2 separate regions of the Homo sapiens genome follow, and region 2 is linked to region 1. A link is an interaction called in ENCODE POLR2A ChIA-PET data of the cell type or tissue named here. Cell type or tissue: CD4-positive, alpha-beta T cell. All regions are shown on one strand. Each heading gives the region's core, and the rest is flanking DNA. Links, peaks and the distances in the headings are about the cores only.

What was found. Peaks named below come from ENCODE experiments on the same cell type or tissue, not always from the same donor. Only the 100,000 strongest peaks of a DNase experiment are listed, where the experiment ranks them.
Region 2: POLR2A ChIA-PET joins it to region 1 with 11 read pairs; 4 of 35 experiments call an interaction of 5 or more read pairs at or near these places.

Annotation. Positions count from the first base shown.
Region 1 is chr19:35,209,421-35,212,329 of GRCh38, reverse strand. All of the region lies in intron 2 of LOC105372379 (a long non-coding RNA gene), which reads right to left. Among named protein-coding and RNA genes, the nearest start is that of FAM187B, 18 kb to the left of the region's middle. RefSeq lists an enhancer at 1-653. In CD4-positive, alpha-beta T cell, for the core only: no CTCF peak of the experiment used is centred there; DNase peaks (open chromatin) are centred at 279, 909 and 1,389; H3K27ac peaks cover 2,281 bases.
Region 2 is chr19:35,013,235-35,016,143 of GRCh38, reverse strand. GRAMD1A (GRAM domain containing 1A) reads right to left here. Exons shown (of 20, transcript NM_020895.5): 8 at 2,776-2,888; 9 at 2,453-2,603; 10 at 1,757-1,955; 11 at 177-320. Among named protein-coding and RNA genes, the nearest start is that of GRAMD1A, 14 kb to the right of the region's middle. In CD4-positive, alpha-beta T cell, for the core only: no CTCF peak of the experiment used is centred there; a DNase peak (open chromatin) is centred at 1,523; H3K4me3 peaks cover 1,334 bases; H3K27ac peaks cover 2,416 bases.

The sequences.
Region 1 (2,909 bases), core at 210-2,709:
CGATTTGTCCTTACTCTGCAGTGATCTTTTTTGGTGGGAGGTTCCTGGAGGTGTCCCCATTGCCTTTCATGGGGTCTCCTCTCTGTGCCTAAGTTTCCCCCTATGTAAAATGGGGTTAGCACTGGTACCTACCTCATTCTTATTGTTGGGAGGATTAAACTGTAAGGAGTGCTTAGAACAGTGCTTTGGCAGCATGTGCGTCACAAATGTTTCCTGTTGTTGGTGGCGCTGTTGTTATTAGACCCTGGCTTTGGAAGCTGGGTCAGACACCTAGCAAAACCCTCTGCCTGGGTGTGCCCACGGGGACTGTTCTGGGCCGCAAGCTTCCAAGCTGAAGCCTGCCCTGCAGGCAGGATGTCCGGCCTCCAACCGCAGCCTCCAAATCTTGATCAACAACTCTGATTTTATTGCCTCTCTGCCCAGATATCATCAGTGGGGGCATGGACGCTTACATGAATGCTTGGGGTCTCATAAGGGGCACTCTGCAGATTCCAAGATTCACAGCTTCTGGCCTCATGTCCTGACTGCCCCCCACTCCCAGCCCCTGGTATGCTGGTGTTGCCACAGTGTCCAGCCACCTATCTCTCCTCCACCACCTCTTCCTTCCTCCAGAGGCAAGCAGTAGTCACATTTCTGTTGTCATGTGTCTCTCACAATTTCCACATTTTTTTTTTTTTTTCAGAGACAGGGTCTTGTTCTGTTGCCCAGGCTGGAGTGCAGTTGTGCAATCATAGCTCACTGAAGCCTTGAACTCCTGGGCTCAAACAATCCTCCCACCTCAGCCTCCTGAGTAGCTAGGACTACAGGCATGCACCACCATGCCCTGCTAATTTTTAATTTTATTTATTTATTTATTTTTTCATTGAGACAGAGTTTCGCTCTTGTCGTCCAGGCTGGAGTGCACTGGCGCGATCTCGGCTCACTGCAATCTCTGTCTCCCATGGTTCAAGCGATTCTCCTGTCTCAGCTTCCTGAGTAACTGGGATTACAGGTACCTGCCACCATGCCTGGTTAATTTTTGTATTTTTAATAAAGACAGGATTTCACCACGTTGTCCAGGCTGGTCTCGAACTCCTGACCTCAGGTGATCCACCTGCCTCAGCCTCCCAAAGTGCTGGGATTACAGGCATGAGCCACCGTGCCCACCTAATTTTTAATTTTTTTTTTTTTGTAGAGACAGGGTCTCACTATGTGGCCCAGGCTGGTCTCAAACTCCTAACCTCAAGTGATCCTCCCACGTTGGCCTCCCACATGGTGGGATTACAGGCGTGGGCCACCACGCCCAGCTGCCTCTGCATGTCTTAAGGAGATGTTTATGCCACTGATTTGTGATTGTCAACGTTACCACAGAGCCCTTCTCTGTTGACTTCCTGCCCTGGAAGGGGAGGAGTGGATTCAGACCACTCCCCTTCTGATGTAATGATGCCACGCAACCTCCCTGGTCTCAGGGTCCACATCTGTGAATGAGAATAACAGTATCTATCTCAGAAGGTTGTAGTGAGGAGTGAACAAATTCATTCACACGAAGCACTGAGAACGGGCTTTGCCCACAGTACAGGCAGTGTGTGAACTCTCACTGTTGTTCATAACTATGATCATCATCACTTTTATTTTATTTTATTTTATTTTATTTTATTTTTTGACACGGAGTCTCACTCTGTCACCCGGGCTGGAGTGCAGTGATATGATCTCAGATCACTGCAACCTCTGCCTCCCGGGTTCAAGTGATTCTCCTGAGTAGCTGGGATTACAAGCATGCGCTGTCACGCCTGGCTAATTTTTGTATTTTTGGTAGAGATGGTGTTTCACCATGTTGGCCAGGCTGGTCTCAAACTCCTGACCTCAGGTGATCGATCCACCTGCCTCAGCTTCCCAAAGTGCTGGGATTACAGGCGTGAGCCACCGCACCTGGCCCCATCATCTAGATTCTACAATTGTTAACATTTTTCTGTATTTACTTTATTACATATCTATCAGTCCATTCCTCTATCAAGTCATCTGATTTTTTAAAAATGTATTTTTAAAGAAGGTTAAAGAATTTTAAAGCAGACATCAGTACTCTTTACCCTTAAACATTTCAGGATTCATATCACCAACTGGAGTTCAATGTTTGCAGTTATCTTTGAGATTTTATAAATTTGCATGCAATGAAATGCACACATATGAAACATCCATTTGCTGAATTTCTTAGTATTGTCATTATTATTTAGAGATGCGCTCCCACTCTGTACCCCAGACTGGAGTGCAGTGGTGTGATCATAGTTTACTGCAGCCTTGACCTCCTGGGCTCAAGCGATCCTTCTGCCTCAGCCTTGAAAGTAACTGGTACTACAGAAATATGCCACCACGCCTGGCTAATTTTTTTTTTTTTTCTCCACAGGGTGAGTTCTATGCCTGGGGAATTAAAACAATTTTTTTTTTAAAAGAGATAAGGTCTTTCTGTGTTGCACAGACTGGTCTTGACCTCCTGGCCTCAAGTGATCCCCATGCATCAGCCTCCTCAGTAGCTGAGATTACAGGCATGAGCCACTGTTCCCATCTCCATTTGCTGAGTTTTGACCAATGAATGCACTTATGTAATAAGTATACGCTTCTGCTTTAGACTACAAGCCCCTGTTAAGATAAAGAACATCTCCGTGACCCCTGCAAAATCCCCTTATGCCCCTTCCCAGATAATCCCCACCTCCACTCCATCCCCAAAGGCAATCATGGTTTTGATATTTTTATACCTTTACTTTAAATTTTCAGGATGGATGACAGGTGTGTGCTGGGAGGGACCTTAGTTAAATTTTGTGATTGGCGGCTAGAATTGAAAAAAAACAAAAACAAAAACAAAAAAACAAAAAAATACCTCATTGCGGCCAGGCGTGGTGGCTCATGCCTGTAATCCCAGCACTTTGGGAGGCCAA
Region 2 (2,909 bases), core at 248-2,747, 200 kb after region 1:
GCCCAAGCCTACCCAGCTAGTAAGTGGCAGAGCTGCTTCTGGTCTGACAGACATTGCTTTTCACCACCTCGCCTTGCCCCACTGGCTAGCAGTGCCTTCCCCTGTCCTGGGCTACCCTTCCTCACCCCTCCCCTGCACCTGGGTAACCTCAGCCTCTCCTTCATGCGCCCGCTGACCTGTGAACTTGCACTGCTGTAGGAAGCCCTGGAGGAAGGGCGAGTCCGAGAAGAGCATCTGCTGGAGCCGCTCAGCGCCCACATGGAAGACAGAGTTGATGAGGAGGCGGCCGGAGAGGTCGGGAAGCAGGGCAGCCAAGTCCGCTGGAGACAGAGGAGAGCCGAGGATGATGACTGCCTCCACTCCTCCCTCCCTCTGCGGGCCACGCCTCCCCACTCCCAGGCCTTGTAGTGTGCATGGGCGGACCCCACCTCCTGGAGCACAGCTGGACACTGACACAGAGCCCTCCTGTGACTCAGGGATGGGTTGAGGGTGGGCACGTGCTCCAGGCCCAGACAGACAGCCACTGTGCTTGGTTCTGGGTGGAGAACACACCTAGGCCCTGAGATTTAAATCACAGGGATTCATTACCAGATAGCACGCCTCCTGGGAGCATCAACCTAGGGGCACAGCAATTGGTTCAGGGGTGAGTGGGTGGCCCAGGTCTATCCGATCAACCACAGTGATTGGTTCAGGGGCAGGCACACTCTCAAGTTGGCCCAATCAGAGCCAACCCTAGGGTGTCCGCTGTAGACACTAGGAAAAATAGGCTGCTCTCTCTCATTGGGCTGGTCTGGGGCAGGGCTGAGGCCATCTCTGCCCCATAAGAGACAAGAATAGAGGCTAGCTGAAAATTAGTGGAGAGAGAAAATGAATACAATAATGATAATAGAAATACTAATAGTCAATGCTTACTAACTGGCCCAAGTGCTTTAAATGTATGAAATCACTTAATTCTCTCCCTTTGTTCGTTTTAGAGACAGGGTCTCGCTCTGTTGCTCAGGCCGAAGTGCAGTGGTGCAATCATAGCTCACTGCAGCCTCCAACTCCTGGGCTCAAGCGATCCTCCTGCCTCAGCCTCCCCAGTAGCTGAGACTACATAGGGTGCATGACCCCATGCCTGGCTAATTTTTAAATTTTTTGTAAAGACAGGGGTCTCACTATGTTGCCCAGGCTTGTCTCAAACTCTTGGCCTCATGTGATCCTCTTGCCTTGGTCTGCCAAGTAGCTGGTACTATAGGTGTGCACCACCACACCTAGTTTTTTCTTTTTTTTCTTTTTTGTACAAAACGGGGTCTTGCTTTGCTGCCCAGGCTGTTCTCCAACTCTTGGCCTCTAGCAATCCTTCCTACCTTGGCCTCCCAAAGTGCTGGGATTACAGGTGTGAGCCATCACACCCAGCCTCATTTATAGTCTCTTAACAACAATCCTATGAAGTGGGTATTATCATTGTTAACCCCATTTTCAGAGGAGGAAAGCAAGCTCAGAGAAGTTACATAATTTGCCCACGTGACATGGTCAGGAAGTGGTGTGACCAGGATGTGAACCGCGGCAAGCTGCCTTCAGTCTGTGCTTGTGTTCACCCTGCCATGCTGCCTTCAAAACAGAGTAAAGACAGAGATTTCTAGCAACAGCGCCTGAACGCCATCCCGCCTGCCCCTGGATTCTCAGTGCTGCGGGCGAATCCATCCCCTCTTGCTTAAGACTGAGCGAGGCTTGCAAGTACCGGAGGCGAATGAATTGGGCCCGCCTGCCTCACCTTCCTCCCCAGTGGATGAAGAGGAGTTACTTGTGTCTGTCAATAGCTCCTCACTGGGCAGCAGATCCAAGGGGCCCAGGGTGGTGGGCCCGTCAGGCTGGGTGGGCTCTGTGCTCGGGGGTTCAGCCACCGGGGTCACTGTCTGGCTGGAGGAGGCGTCTGGCTGGCTGTCTACCTGCTCCTCCTTGTCCTCCTCTGCCTGTGGAGAAAGGCCCGATGCAGCCTTGGCCACCTCCATCCCAGCCCCAGGGCTCCCAAGTCCACACTGGCCACAAGGATTCCAGAGCCTGTGCAGACCCGGGGTGGTGTGTGCACCGAGGGCTCACGGCTGAGCTGCGAGCAGCCTGGGGCCACCCAGATGAGGGCCCCTCTCAGCCCCTGCCAGGCTTGTCTCAGATGCCTGAGCCATAAGCTTTCTTACCTGTCCTGTCCGTCTGTCTGTCTGCTGCTTCATCTATCCACCCATCTCCCATCCCTTCTGTCTCTCATCCTTTCTGTCTGTCCCCTCTCTTCCCTGTCTCTCTTTCCCTGTCACATGTCCGTCTTCCCCTCCCTGTCCTGTTCCTCCATCCAGGCCTCCCCTGTCCCCCTATCCATTCCCCTCCAAATCTGTCAGGCTGTTCTTCTCCCACTGCACCCCCAGCCCTCCTCTCTCTTCCTATCAGTATCCCACCCCTCTTCCAACCCACCGCTCACCCCATGGTCTGCGTCGCTGCTGGCTCGGGAAAGGTTGGGCGTGACATGGCCACGGCGCGAACCCACTGGGCTTGGCTCCTGGCTGCGGTCAGCTGCCCCCGAGGAGGTGATGTCGCTCAGGGCGATCACATCTCCCACTTCCTTGGGGGTCCTGTGGGAAAGGGGAGGAAGCGGGACTGCTGTGTCCTTGAGACCCCATACACCCTCCTGAATCCTCCAGACGTCATACAACCATCTCAGGCCCCCCAGCACTCCAGGAACTCTGCACGCCGACCGTCCTGTTCTCCCCCGAACCCTTCAACCTCCTTTGACCTCCAACTCACCCCAGACCGTTCAGCTGCAAGGGGGAGACATAGTCCTCATCCTCACTGGTGAGGCCCAGCTCTGAGCCGTAGCACTGATGCACCAGGTGCCAGAGCTCGCGGGGACTCAGCGTCTGGGGAGGCGGGACCTGGGG